4 separate regions of the Homo sapiens genome follow, and all the other regions are linked to region 1. The links are chromatin contacts, found by Hi-C or POLR2A ChIA-PET in ENCODE. All regions are on one chromosome and are shown on one strand. The core of a region is the stretch at or near the end of the contact, and the rest is flanking DNA. Distances in the headings are between cores, read along the strand shown.

The links. Hi-C counts contacts between places; a loop is a spot of excess contacts on that map. ChIA-PET counts read pairs that join two places held with the same protein, here RNA polymerase II (POLR2A). Pooled maps may share reads with other maps.
Region 2: a loop to region 1 is called in a map of PC-9, with 7 times the contacts of the local background. The contact joins the enhancer-like site here to the promoter of PERP in region 1. A Hi-C loop is called at or near these places in 1 of 168 maps with a recorded cell type or tissue (PC-9), 1 of 37 single-sample maps with no recorded cell type and 10 of 50 pooled maps. POLR2A ChIA-PET finds 5 or more read pairs at or near these places in 1 of 52 experiments (naive thymus-derived CD4-positive, alpha-beta T cell).
Region 3: a loop to region 1 is called in a pooled map, with 5 times the contacts of the local background. The contact joins the enhancer-like site here to the promoter of PERP in region 1. A Hi-C loop is called at or near these places in 7 of 50 pooled maps. POLR2A ChIA-PET finds 5 or more read pairs at or near these places in 2 of 52 experiments (HEK293T and MCF 10A).
Region 4: a loop to region 1 is called in a map of CD8-positive, alpha-beta T cell, with 35 times the contacts of the local background. The contact joins the enhancer-like site here to the promoter of PERP in region 1. A Hi-C loop is called at or near these places in 6 of 168 maps with a recorded cell type or tissue (CD4-positive, alpha-beta memory T cell, CD8-positive, alpha-beta T cell, PC-9 and 1 more) and 13 of 50 pooled maps. POLR2A ChIA-PET finds 5 or more read pairs at or near these places in 1 of 52 experiments (OCI-LY7).

Annotation. Positions count from the first base shown.
Region 1 is chr6:138,105,838-138,109,050 of GRCh38, forward strand. It overlaps PERP (p53 apoptosis effector related to PMP22), which reads right to left and starts at 1,582. Exons shown (of 3, transcript NM_022121.5): 1 at 1,290-1,582. The coding sequence starts at 1,503. RefSeq lists a silencer at 1,711-1,760.
Region 2 is chr6:137,646,601-137,649,813 of GRCh38, forward strand. No RefSeq gene overlaps it. Among named protein-coding and RNA genes, the nearest start is that of LINC03004, 17 kb to the right of the region's middle. RefSeq lists silencers at 1,513-1,562, 1,583-1,672. Within about 2 kb of position 1,636, at least 3 of the 41 ENCODE cell types and tissues checked have a DNase peak (open chromatin) inside an H3K27ac peak, as active enhancers do; they include PC-9, where a contact is called at or near this core.
Region 3 is chr6:138,454,243-138,457,455 of GRCh38, forward strand. All of the region lies in intron 3 of NHSL1 (NHS like 1), which reads right to left. Among named protein-coding and RNA genes, the nearest start is that of MIR3145, 21 kb to the left of the region's middle. Within about 2 kb of position 1,594, at least 11 of the 41 ENCODE cell types and tissues checked have a DNase peak (open chromatin) inside an H3K27ac peak, as active enhancers do.
Region 4 is chr6:137,798,695-137,801,907 of GRCh38, forward strand. No RefSeq gene overlaps it. Among named protein-coding and RNA genes, the nearest start is that of LINC02539, 61 kb to the left of the region's middle. Within about 2 kb of position 1,462, at least 3 of the 41 ENCODE cell types and tissues checked have a DNase peak (open chromatin) inside an H3K27ac peak, as active enhancers do.

The DNA.
Region 1 (3,213 bases), core at 332-2,831:
ACACTGGAGATGATACAAACCTGAGCTGGCACAGTGTATGGGTTTTCAGAGAAGAAAACACACAAACTGCAAAGAAAGCTGGAATTTTCTGCAGTGTTTACATTTTATTACCTGGCTAATGGGGACCATGCTTCCTTTTGTGGGGAAGTGACGTCCAAAGGATTACACAAAAGAAAGGGCACCAAGTTGCTGATATAGTCCCCCGGAAACACAAATAAACAGGATTGGGTTGGAAGCCCTGGGCCACTTCAAAGAAAAAAATCAAGTCAATGGTAATAGTAAGAAATGAAAACAGGCAGGGTAGCTTGCTGTCTGTGTTTAAAACTATTAAACCCGGTAGGTAAAGCCCATTTGGCTTTAAGGTTTTATTAGGCTCTCACAGACCCCATCTCCACCCCCACACACATTGCTAATCACAGTAGACCCCAGCTGTGATTCCCATCCACCCCCAGGAAAGGAGAGGGGGCTTCCCACTGTGAAAGAAAATGCCTTCTCAGACAAGAACTATGCTCCAGTCCTGACTTTCAGCAAGGCAAGCAGGGAGCTTCCTCCATGCTGGGAAAATGGCATACAGTACTTCACCTGCTAGGTACATTAAATTTGTCAACTCTGCTTCACGTCGCGAGTGTAGGGAATGTGTTTGCTTTTTAGATTTCAAATCGGATTAAAATAATTAAGTTTTCTAAACAACAATGCCATGCTTAAACCAAAGGACACGCCCTAGAACAAGAGCTAACAAGAACTAGCCTGACCGGTAAAGTAGACTGAAATATCTATTGAAAACGTTAACTGCTAAAACTGCCTGAAAGGGCTTTTTTAAATGAGAAAGTTTTTTCAGCTATATCAAGTTGAACGAATCCACTGATATTAGGGAAGGCACGTTATTTCAATATTTATATTTTAATCATAAGAAGAAACGAGAAGGAAGAGAAATGGGAAGAAATTTCAGGTCTCCAAGAAACTTTGTTCATTATATTTACTCATCTAAACTTGCAATGCTTGAAATAATCTTTCGTACGTAACCGACAAAACCCAGGAAAAAAACTATACAGTTTGAACTACGGCCTTTTTTTTTTTTCTGTTTCTGAGCTTGGTGTTGGCCACCCAAAGCTACTGCTGCTGCATTTGGTTCAGGTCGGATGCATGAGCCCGAGCTCGTCCTAAACAGGCATTCTGAAAAGCACTGGCTCCCCCGACCCTGTGAGGGCCCATCACGCGCGGCGGCTTTTGCAGGCCGCGGCCCCGAGGGCTTCCTGGAGGCGGCGACGGCGGCGGCGGCGGGCACTCACCGTACTCCATGAGGCTCTGACAGCCCTCCTCGTAGGACCCGCTGCCGCCGCCCTCTTGGGAGCATTTCCACCACAGCGAGGACGTCTGGCCGTGGTCGCTAGACTGCAACCAGCCGCGGCCGGCCAGCGCGATGATGTCGAAGGCGATGGCGCTGAGTAGGAGCAGGGGCAGGATCCAGCGGCAGCGCTCGCAGGCCAGGCCGCAGCGGATCATGTTGACGGGCGGCGCGGGGCCGAGCGGAGCGGAGCGGAGCGGGTCGGAGGAGCGCGCGGGACGGGCGACAGCAGAGAGTGGCCTGCGAGCGCGGGCGCCGCCACAAAAGCGAAGAGGCCGCGGGGAGGCGGCTCCCGAGGACGCCGCTCCGGGCGGCCCCACCTAGATTCCGGTGACTCAGAGCGCGCCCGCCCCGACCTGCCCTGCCGGGCCGGGGCGGGCGGGGCCGCTGGTAAACAGGCTGGGTTCTGGTGACACCGGGCGGCGGCGGAAGGCGGCCCGAGGGTCCCGCGCGTCCCACAACCCTCCAGTCCCGCTCTCCTGGCCTCTCCAGGCGCGTGTTTTGTCTTCCTGGCGCACCAACATATACACTTGTTTATCTGCACAGCGCCAGCCTAATATCTGACCCCTGATGTCGCATCGTGGGGCGGTGGTCAGCAGTGCCATATCTGAGTTTTCAGCAGTGTGAGATGGGTGTTCTAATTGCACCTGTGGATAAAGGCTGCACTCCTTTGGACGCGTGCACCCAAACCCAGAAGCCCGTCCCTGACCCCTGCTGACACAGGTGATCCCTTCCTCCTAGGCTCCGCCTTTGCACCTTGGACCGTGGCTCCCCGGGTACTCTTATCTCTTTGCATGCTGTTCTTTCCTGCTGGGTTGCCAGATTTTGGAAAGCGGAGGCGATGCTGAATTTATCTGTGTATCCTTAGTGTCCGGCACCGTGTTTGGATCTCAAGGGGAGCTCAGTGAATTTGATGAATGAACATGTAATTTAACAAATGCTCGCTTCCTTTCGGAAAGGCTTCATCTGGCTTCCCCAGATAATTTCATGTCGCCTCTGCTGCAGTCCACTTCCTATCACGAATCTCTACCTATTTAAACTGCACTCTCTCTACTCTTCATTTACTATTTTGAGGTTTTTCCAAATAAAAATCATACGTCAGCATGCAACCTGCATTTAGGATCCCCCCTTCGGTGTCCTGGGCTAGCTCCCGTCGCAGTTCTGACTCCTAAGATGTGACAGGAAGGGTGGGGTGGCAGCCAGGTGTGCCGCTGAGGACAAAGGAGTTCTCAGTGTCAGGCACCTCGGTGGCCTTGGGAAAATCACTGAAACATCGTATGGGGGTCATGTCTTAACCCTGTACCTCCAAAGATTTCTTCTGAATCCCCTATTTTTTCTGTTAATTTAATATAAAAGTGGGAACTACTTAAAAATATTTTAAATTGTATTCCAATTTGATATTCTCAATAGAAACAGAATACTCTTTTGACTTATGCCATTTTCTGGCAATTCTTGAGGACGAATAAAAGCATGGAGAAAGTATCTGAAAATACATGAAATAATTTCCCTAGCCTTCATTTTACATAATTCAAGTTTTACATAAACCACGTCATATATTTTTATTACAGGAAAATATTTTCACTTTCAAAGAACACAAGAGGGTGTTCTGCCAAAAGTTAATTTTGTATCGTGGAAGCTGTGTGAAGAAAATGGTGATATTTATGTTCTCAGGGTTTTCAAAAGTAATGAAGATATTTGTTTAATTAGCTATGTATAATATATTTGTGAGAAAAAAAAATTCTTATAAGTCAAATACTGACCAGAAGCAAAGTGGCTTCAGACAAAATGAGAGTTTTGCAGGCATCTTAATATCTCTGGATAATTTTGGACTTGATATATATAATTTATTTTCGTTATTCAATGAAACC
Region 2 (3,213 bases), core at 386-2,885, 460 kb before region 1:
CCACGATTCTACTTTCTACCTCCAGGAAATCCACTCTTTTAGCTCCTCCTTATGAGTAAGAACATGCAGTATTTGTCTTTCTGTGCCTGGCTTATTTCCATTAACATAATGACTTCCAGTTCCAGCCATGTTGCTACAAATAACAGGGTTTCTTTTTCTTATGTCTGAATAATATTCCATTGTGTGTGTGTGTGTGTGTGTGTGTGTGTGTGTCACACACAACATTTTCTTTATCTATTTATCCATTGATGGACATTTGGGTTGGTTCCATTCTTGGCTATTACAAATAATGCTTCAATAAACATGTGAGTGCAGATATTTCTTTAATGTACTTATATCCTTTCTTTCAGATATATACCCAGAAATAGGATTGCTAGATCATAGGGTAGTCCTATTTTTAGTTTTTTGAGGGACTTCCGTACTATTTTCCACAATGACTCTACTAATTTACATTCTCACAAACAGTGTACAAGCATTCCCCTTTCTCTGCATCTTCACCAGCATCTGTTGTTTTTGTCTTTTTGATAATAGCCATTCTAACAGGGGAAAGATGACTTTTCATCGTGGTTTGATTTGCATTTTCGTGATGATTAGTGATGTTGAGCATTTTTCAAAGACCCATTGCTCATGTCATGTGTATGTCTTCTTTCGGGAAACATCTATTCAGATCTTTTTGACCATTTTTAAATTGCATTATTGTTTTATTGCAATTGAGTTGTTTGAGTTGTAGTGTGTAGTGGTGATGAGTGAGGTCTTTGCAGTCCTGGACTTGGGGCCCGTTAGTCCAGAGGTCTGCCCCTAATTTGGCCACTTAGTTATTTCAGGTCTGGACAAGGAACGAAACCTGCTCCCATTTCCTCACTTGCAAAGTGAGAATAATATTAACGTTTACCTCACAAGGGGCAGTTGTGAGGATCAGATGAGATAATCCCTGCAAAATATATGATATGGTACCTAGGATGTAGCGCTATACCCAGCACATAACAAGTACTTAAAACTGTGGGCTATCATGTCTGAAGTGAAGCAGGAAAATTTGTAAAATCCCTTTTACAACCTCCAGAAAGAATATAAGAAGGAAAAAGAAAGACATTAGGAAGTGGGAAGAAGAGGGAGAGAAAAATGAGGAAGAAAAAATGATGGAATATTGTGTCACATTCCTTAAAAGATTCTGGCAGCAGAAATTTTTCAGGACACACACATTAAAGGAAAATACATCCCATTGAAACCACCCATTCACAGGGCTGAAAAAGAGCAAGTAGAAACCCTTCAAGTTTGACCTTTGAGCCACTGGAGAGAAACTGAGAAGGCTCTGCAGTCTGTATGTGTGCTGTGCTGCGACACGGACAGGACATGCCATCCTTCAAAAGGCAGTAAGGGCAGGACAGTGGGAGGTAAGAGTGAAGACTCCCACCTACTAACTGTGCAACCCAGGGCAGTGCCCTTAACCTTTGTGTGATCCAGTCTCATCCTATGTAAGATGGGATAGTAGCATCACTTTTTTTCCATAAGGTTACTGTGGTGGTCACATGATTTAATACATGCAGAAGGCTTAGAATGTTCCTGACACATAGTAAGTGCTCTACCATCGTGTTACTGTTGTTAAAGTTATTGGCGTGAGTAAAGGGTGACTGTGAGACCTGAAGTGAGTCACAGAGCTGTAGAGAGAGAACTGGAACGATTTGAAAGTCAAAGTATGTCTTTCTCTTTCTAAAAGTGTTTCTCTCTCTACACATGGATACCTGTCTTTCTATCTATAGAAGTGAGCATATATCTCTATCTATCCATCTATGTTGATGTATCTGTTTGTCTGTCTCTCTGTCTACTGAGAGATGTTACTTCTTTAGTGGTAACGTTGCCACCTAAGGACAAACAGGGGAGCACCTACAGGAAGGAGGAAGAAGAGGAGGAGGTAGAGGGGAATAAGAAATTGGATTTATTTTTCTTGCTGCAGTAAGGGAAAATACATGCCAAAGGACCAACGGAGTATCTCTGCAAGAGGGAGTTTGGGAATTCTGAGGAGGGATCCTGGAAGAGGGGGCTCCTCAGAGGTGGTCCAGAAGGTGGTCATTTCAGCTGTCTCCGTGATCTTAGTTCAGCAGTCAGGAGGAACAAAGTGGAGAATCATTGGTTAGAAAGTGGCCAGCACCTGGAAGATAACAGTGATGGTTTTTGCAGCTGTGGTATGGCCTCTGAGAAACACTGTGTACTTGGGTCTTTTCCATGTCCCATTGGAAGTGCTGCTTATGTTCTGTTAGAAACATCACGGAAAGACTGCTGATGGGGCTATTTACTTTCTCATTAAGGGAATTGTGTGTGTGTGTGTGTGTGTGTGTGTGTGTGTGTGTGTGTGTGATTCCACCTAAAAATAGGGGCCACATAAAGTTTTTACACCTGCTAAGCTAAACAATTCATATACTTTAGCTGCCAGGCAATTCTCTCAGCAAGATAAGATTGTTTTCGTTCCACAGATATAAAGTGCAAAGTTCAAGAACACACAGCTAATAAGCAGTTTGCCCTGATTCTAAACCAGAAAGGCCACATTCTCCCCTCTTCACTCTAGTTTGGCCTCTGCCAAGGTGTCTCCTTGGCCCAAGCTCAGTCACCTTTTTTTTTTTTTTTTTTTTTTTTTTTTTTTTTTTTTTTTTTATTGAGACAGGGTCTTACTCTGTCATCCAGGCTGAAGTGCAGTGGTGTGATCTAGGCTTATTGCAACCTTTGCCTCCCAGGCTCAAGCGATCCTCCCATCCCAGCCTCCCAAGCAGCTGAGACTGCCTCTGAGTGCCACCATGCCTGGCAAATTTTTGTATTTTTTGTAGAAATGGGGTTTTGCCATGTTGCCCAGGCTGGTCTTGAATTCCTAGGCTCAAGCAATCCAACCCACCTCGGCCTTCAGTCAATTTCATAGGGCTCCTTTGTGGTTATTAAACTATTCTAATAACTGCTCTCACTCTTGTGCTCTCTCTCTCTGTTCTCCCACCTTTCACATGTTTTAATAATGTGTACTCACTGGGACTGTACTCTAATATTTTTTAAAACTTGAAAAAAATTGCCATTTAAAAGTTATAAACCATTTCTGCCTGAGTTGAATTTACTTCCAGGGCAGACTCTCCCTTACCCCTTTTCATTTCCCCAAGATAGCCTCACAGCATAGATAAGTAAAAGTTCACCCACTGGGTATGAGTATGGGAACTGAAATGATCGCTAACCTGAACA
Region 3 (3,213 bases), core at 344-2,843, 350 kb after region 1:
TATTATTCTCTTTGTGTTTTTCTTACTATTATCTTTCTAAGACACATCCATGTAGTTGTGTGAAACTGTAATTCATTCATTTCACTGGGGTATACATTCCACTCCAGTACTAATTTATTCACATTTTTTATTGATGGACAATTGGGTTGTAAAAGATGCTCTTTGTATTATCTCAACAATGCAAAACTCCCCATAAGAGAATGAGAATGGTTAGGAGGAAAGGACTGTGGCAAAGGCTCTACTCCCCATACAGTCATTACTGGGGGAAAAACATGAGCTCTAGAGTCGTAAGTCTAGGTTTAAATCCTGGTTTTGCTTTTAGGGGTGATAGATGTGTTCACTCTCTTGATTATGGTAATGGTCTCCTGTGTGTATACATATGTCAAAATTTATTAAGTTGTATACTTTAAATATGTATAGATTATTTTATGTAAGTTATACTTCAATAAAAGGCGTTTTAATAAAGAAAGATCTTGTTTCAGTATTTAAAAACTATGTGATCTTAGGCAAGTGATCTAATCTCTCCAAGATACAGTTTTCTCATCCATGATATGGGCATAATCAAAGCTACTTTGCATGGTTGCAATAAATACTGAATATATTCACATACAGCACTGAGCACAGTCCCTGGCGCCTGAGCCTTTCCATGTGCCAAGTGCTTGGCATCATACTGGAAACACAGAGATCAACAAGATAGGGATGCTGTCCATTAATCTAGAAGAGAAGGCAGGTATAAACAGACCCTGATTATAGAGTAGTGGGATGGAAACAGCAAGAGAAACTGGAATGGGTCATTGGAGACATTCTCACTGGTTTGCAGGCAAAAAGGCGTGGGAATGACAGACCCCAATTTTCTCATTTTTGTCTGCAATGGCATGGAATAAGAAGGTGCCATAACTGCAGAGCAGTGAGCATTGACTCATTTGTGTTTCTACAGTTTCCTGAAATTACTCACAGAGACCCAGTAACACATGATTGGACATGGAGTAATCACTTCTCGACTGTAAGCTGCCCTAGGCCAAGAATGGGATCCATATACTGAGACCAAGTAGCACTTAAAAACTTTTTTGGGGGAAAAAAAAATTGAGTGAAGCATACCAGACAAGTCAAAGAGGAATAAGAGATGACAAAATTGGGCATAATGAGGAGGAATTGAGGTAACTGAGTAATCTTGCCCTTTTGCTTAACCAGCATGGTGCGATGAAAAGAAATGAGCTGCAAGGAGCCCCGCCTTCACATGCTCCCTGCAAGGAGCCCCGCCTTCACATGCTCCCTGCAAGGAGCCCCGCCTTCACATGCTCCCTGCAAGGAGCCCCGCCTTCGCATGCTTCCTGGTGCTTTCGAGCTATGTGATCTTGAGAAAGCCATTTCATATTTCTGAGTCTCCATTTCCAGATTAAAATAATAGTAATAGCTATTAAAATAATCTGTTTCATGGGGCTGTTTGTGGAAAATAAGATCTAATTTGTGAAAAAGTTCTATATCCTAACGTGTACCCCGATGAACAAGCTAGCAATAGCATAAACACTGGTAGTGCCACACCTAGATAACCTGTAAAGCCATGACAATCAGAAATTCGTCAGTAGCTGCTGAAACCTCTCAAATTTATTGCCTTGGGCAGGAAATTCTATGTGGGTGGAACAAAAGACGAGATGATTGGGAGAGTGGCCAAATTTTTATAAAAACAGACATTGTCTATTGAATCATTTTCTTTGAAGCGTGGTTTGAAATACCAATCAGCTTAACAATACTTATCATCATCATCTGAGCATCTAGTCTGTGCCAGGCACTGTGCTAAGGGTTTCACAAACATTAATTTACTTCAACCTCACACCAACTCTCCAAGGTAGGTTAGGGTAACTATGTAATTTTATCGAAACCAGAACACCTCTGAGAGTGAAAGGGGGTGCAATTAATAATTACACAGAATAACAGCTGTAAACCAGGGCTGTTCTAAGCAAACCGGAACATGTGGTTTTTATCTCTTTACAGTTGAGGAACCTGAACCTCACAGACGAAAGCAACTTATCCAAGGCCACTGAGCTCTGACAGGTGGAAAAGCTGCCCCAAACCTACGCTCTCAAGCATCATGTTAAATAAGCCTCCTGTGTTTACAGGTATGGCAGCAAGGTTACTGCCTTTTCTTCAAAGTCTTCCTTTGATTTAAATATTTCTTATCAACAAAGCCTAAAACAGAAGCTGACATGCCAGTTCAAAGAATAACAGGAAACAGGGAAATTTCGATTTCTGTCACGACTATTAAAGCCAACTGTTTACTGCCAAAAATCTAGATCTAATACATCTCTTTAGGGGTGAATTTTACACAAGAGATTGCATAACTCATGATTGATATCCTTTCTGCTAAGACAATGGGGATTCTGTGAAGGTTTCCCAGATTCAGTGAACGTATCATCAAATATAACTTCCGATAATGGCAGGTGGAAAAATTCCCTATCGACTCACAGTAAGTATTTTCGCACTGATAACTGACCTGCCTTCAAATGCAAGAACCTCTTTGGCAGTACTTGGCATATGCTGAAAACTGAAAAGAGAAAAAAGTCAAAAACAGTACACAAAGCAATGGTGTACTCTTTGATTTCAGAGTTGAATGAAAAGGTATTTTCTGGAATTTCTTTCTTTCTTTTTTTTTTTTTGGAGATGGAGTCTCACTTACTCTGCCGCCCAGGCTGGAGTGGAGTGGTGCGATCTCAGCTCACTGCAACCTCCACCTCCCAGATTCAAGCAATTCTCCTGCCTCAGCCTGAGTAGCTGGGACTACAGGTGCATGCCACCACGCCTGGCTAATTTTTATATTTTCAGTAGAGACAGGGTTTCACCATGTTGGCCAGGCTAGTCTGGAACTCCTGACTTCAAGGGATCCGCCTGCCTCAGCCTCCCAAAGTGCTGGGATTACAGGCACACACTACCATGCCTGGCTTATTTTCTGGAATTTCTAAATTGCTTTGCCAACAGTATTTTTTTCAATGCATCATGTTTATGTTTAGATGATATGCATAACATATACAATTGGAAATATTTTCAACAATTTTCTTCTTGCTACACTATATTCCCACTTTGAACATCAAAGATATGTGTGGATCTCGTTAGCAAAACATCTTTCTTCATAACATAACACATAGAGTCCTACTTGGTGTTTCACATTAGGATAATGAAGATAATTATTCTAGAACAATTAGCCAGAGTAAATAACCA
Region 4 (3,213 bases), core at 212-2,711, 310 kb before region 1:
TTTTATAAAGACACTAATTTTATCAGATCAGGGCCCAATTTATGACCCCCCCCCCAATAACCTGATAAGGCCCATTCTTTTAACCTTAAAACCTCTTTAAAGACCCCATTTCCATATACAGCCAAACTTGGGCTGGACCTTCAACATATGAATTTGCAGGGACACAAACCTTCAGTCCATAACACGTCTTTTCTCTGTAAGGTCATCACAGCATTCTTCAGCTTAGGAACACCAAACATCACTTCTGCACTATGGCGGGGAGCCATTTGAAACAGTAAAGTCACAAAGAAAAAACCACAAAAATGAAAACATGGGCAACTAAGGAGGCAGAAGGACTTTTGTTTACAGGATGAGAGCTGAAACAAAAAGGCAGAGCCTCACCTGGTGCGACCTCAACTGGAAAAGTGCATGAGTGACTCAAATTTTTTACCACATCATGCATGTCTATGAATGATACAAAAGCACAAGTTTTGATTTGGGGGTTAGAAATAAATTTTAGCAAATAGGCAAATCTACAAATAATGAGGATCAACTGTATATTTTTTGGATACATTGAGAGGATCACCCAGGAGACGGGCTGCCATAAATGCCCATTTGGATGGTAGGGAGAGGATTACAGTGAAGACAGGCCCACACCCACATGTGATCATCAGGTGCTTAAGAGGGTGGAAGGACATGAGCAGACAGAAAGAGCTAGCTGGCAAGCTAGCTGGCAATCTGGAGCTTCCCTTCATTCTCTTGCCCCACTGGATGCTGAGATGAAAGCCAGAGGACTTGCCACAGGGTCTGGATGCTGAGATGAAAGCCAGAGGACTTGCCACAGGGTCTGCTGAGACAAAGCAAGGTGACCCCACAGCACAGGATGGACAGCCAAGCCAAGGGATGGAGGCAGCAGAAACCCAAAGGGCTAGAGCTCATTTGAGTTGAAGAGAAGCAGAGATCAGGAAATGAGTGTCGAGTTCTTTTTAAGAACATTGCTGGAGCTGGAGACCACCAGCTGCAGGTTTCAGCCCTGAAGAGCAACAGGGCAGCAGCTCTGGACAAGGGGCTGGCTGCTACAGATACACGGATTCCTGTCAGCGCAACCTGTGAACTGTCATGAGCCCAGGGCCTATCCATATCCCGTCAGCACAACATGGAACCAGCAAGTCACGTTCTTTTCCATGCTTTCACCTAGACCTCACTATCTCAACTAGGTTGAACTGGTGGAAGCTTGGGAGGGCCAATTTAGTTAAACAAAAGATAAAGAAATCCCCTTTTCTCTACATCTCAGCTGTACTATGAACTGACATATGTGATCCAGTTACATAATGTTTTTAATTGGCTATCCTCTTAATGGTGGTCATAATCTAGGGAGGAAATTAGATGCTTCCTGATTCATCATAATAAGACAATTTATGATGAGAGCTTCAAGTGTTCATTAAGTTGGTTTGTTTTATCCAGGGGGCAGCAGTGAGCTTTGGCAATGCTATCAGCAAAGAAAGACACTGAATTGGTGCTCAGGACAGTGAGTGCTACTCAGAATGTCTTGGGAAGGCTGTTACAGTACTTTCAGGTGTATTTCTTATGGTTTTCAGGGCTGACTGAAAAAGGCTAATCTGTCAGGTTCGCAGCACCACAGCCCTGCCCTGCCATCTTCCTTTCTCCTTCCCCAACACTTTATACCTCCACATCCCCTCCTGATTCCAAGACGCCTGGCCTTGGCCGTCTCCTATAACTGATGCTCTCAGCAGTAGTGGTAGTAGAGATGACTTCCCTTTTGGTCTACTCACTCCCTTAATTGTCCAGCAATTCTTCATGTTGGTGATGTTGTTCTTAAGATTTGAAATATGCTGATGATTTTCCATTGCCACCCCTGCCTGCCCTTCTCTGCCCTGTTTAGTGCCCAGAGAAACTGCCCCTTGGAATTGCTCATTCAGGCTCCCTTGTTGGCTGGCTTCCATTTGGGTTCTACCACTGTAGGTGCCTGGCCTGTTTGACCCTCCCTGTTTTTATGCACCCTCCCTGTCTCTGGCACCTGCTGCATCCCTTTTTGGCTACAGCCCTTGTTGGGGGCCTGTCCTCATCAGCCCCATTGCTTAATGGAATTTAGTGACACTATTACATTCCCCTTGTTCCTTCAGCCCTATGGACGGTGATGATTTCCAGCTATTGCCAGTCTCTGAATGCTTTAACAACCCCTATTGTTTCCTTTAAACCTACCCACATGCTCATAATTTCTTCACTGAAATTCTTTATTCAGTCACAGGAGTTGGAGTCTGCTTCCTGCTGCAACCCTTCCTGATCCTTTAAGTTAATCTCTAACTTGCTATTGGTGATGCTTCCTTTAAGCCTTGAGTTTTTCATAGTTCAGCCCACAAACATCTTGCTTTCAGAATTGTCGTAGGTGCTTGCTAAAAATGCAATTTCCTGGGACCCATCTTTCTAATCAGAATCTCTAAGAGAGCCCAGTGGTGATGAGTGCATCTCCATCTTAACACGCTCCTGAAGCTGAAGGACCTGATATGAGGCTCACCACTGCTGGGAGTCAGCTAGTGCCTGAGAGCGTGTTCTTGGGAATGTCAGTAGCCTTCCAGAGCCCTCTGATCTCTGATAAAGCCCGTCTTTATTCATTAAGATTAATTACATGCATTTCAAGTGATTTAAACTTCTAAGAGAAAAAGGTATCTGTAAATAAGATATTTTTGAGCCAAACCCACCAAGTGTTTGGAGCCCTGCTGAACACGAATCTCAGTCTGCCTTCTTGGGAACACCAAAAGCGTGAATATCAAAGGGGAGGTGAAAGTTCAGGCCAGTGTACTCAGGTTTGAAATGGTCTCTTTTAGAAAGCCACTCCTGTTCCTCCAGCACTCACTCTTTGGGATCCTTACAGAATTCAGAACTGCAGGAAACAACCGCCTAGTTATTCTCGACTTCCATTTATTAACTTTACAGAAGGGAAACTGAGCAAAAGGCTGCCCAGAGGCTCACTCTGAGGTTTCTGGAGGTCAAAGTCTAGGCCCAGATGTGCTGGAGCTTCTGCTCAGGGTCTCATACAACTGAAATAAAGGTGTCAGCCAGGCTGCATTCCTTTCTGGAGATCAGCAGAATTCAGTTCCTTGTGATTGCAAAACTGAGGCTCCAGTTCTTTCACTGACCATGCACCTGGGGTGCTCCCAAGTCTTAGAGGCTGTCCGGCAGTTCCTGGGCATGTGGCCTCCTCCATGAGCCCTG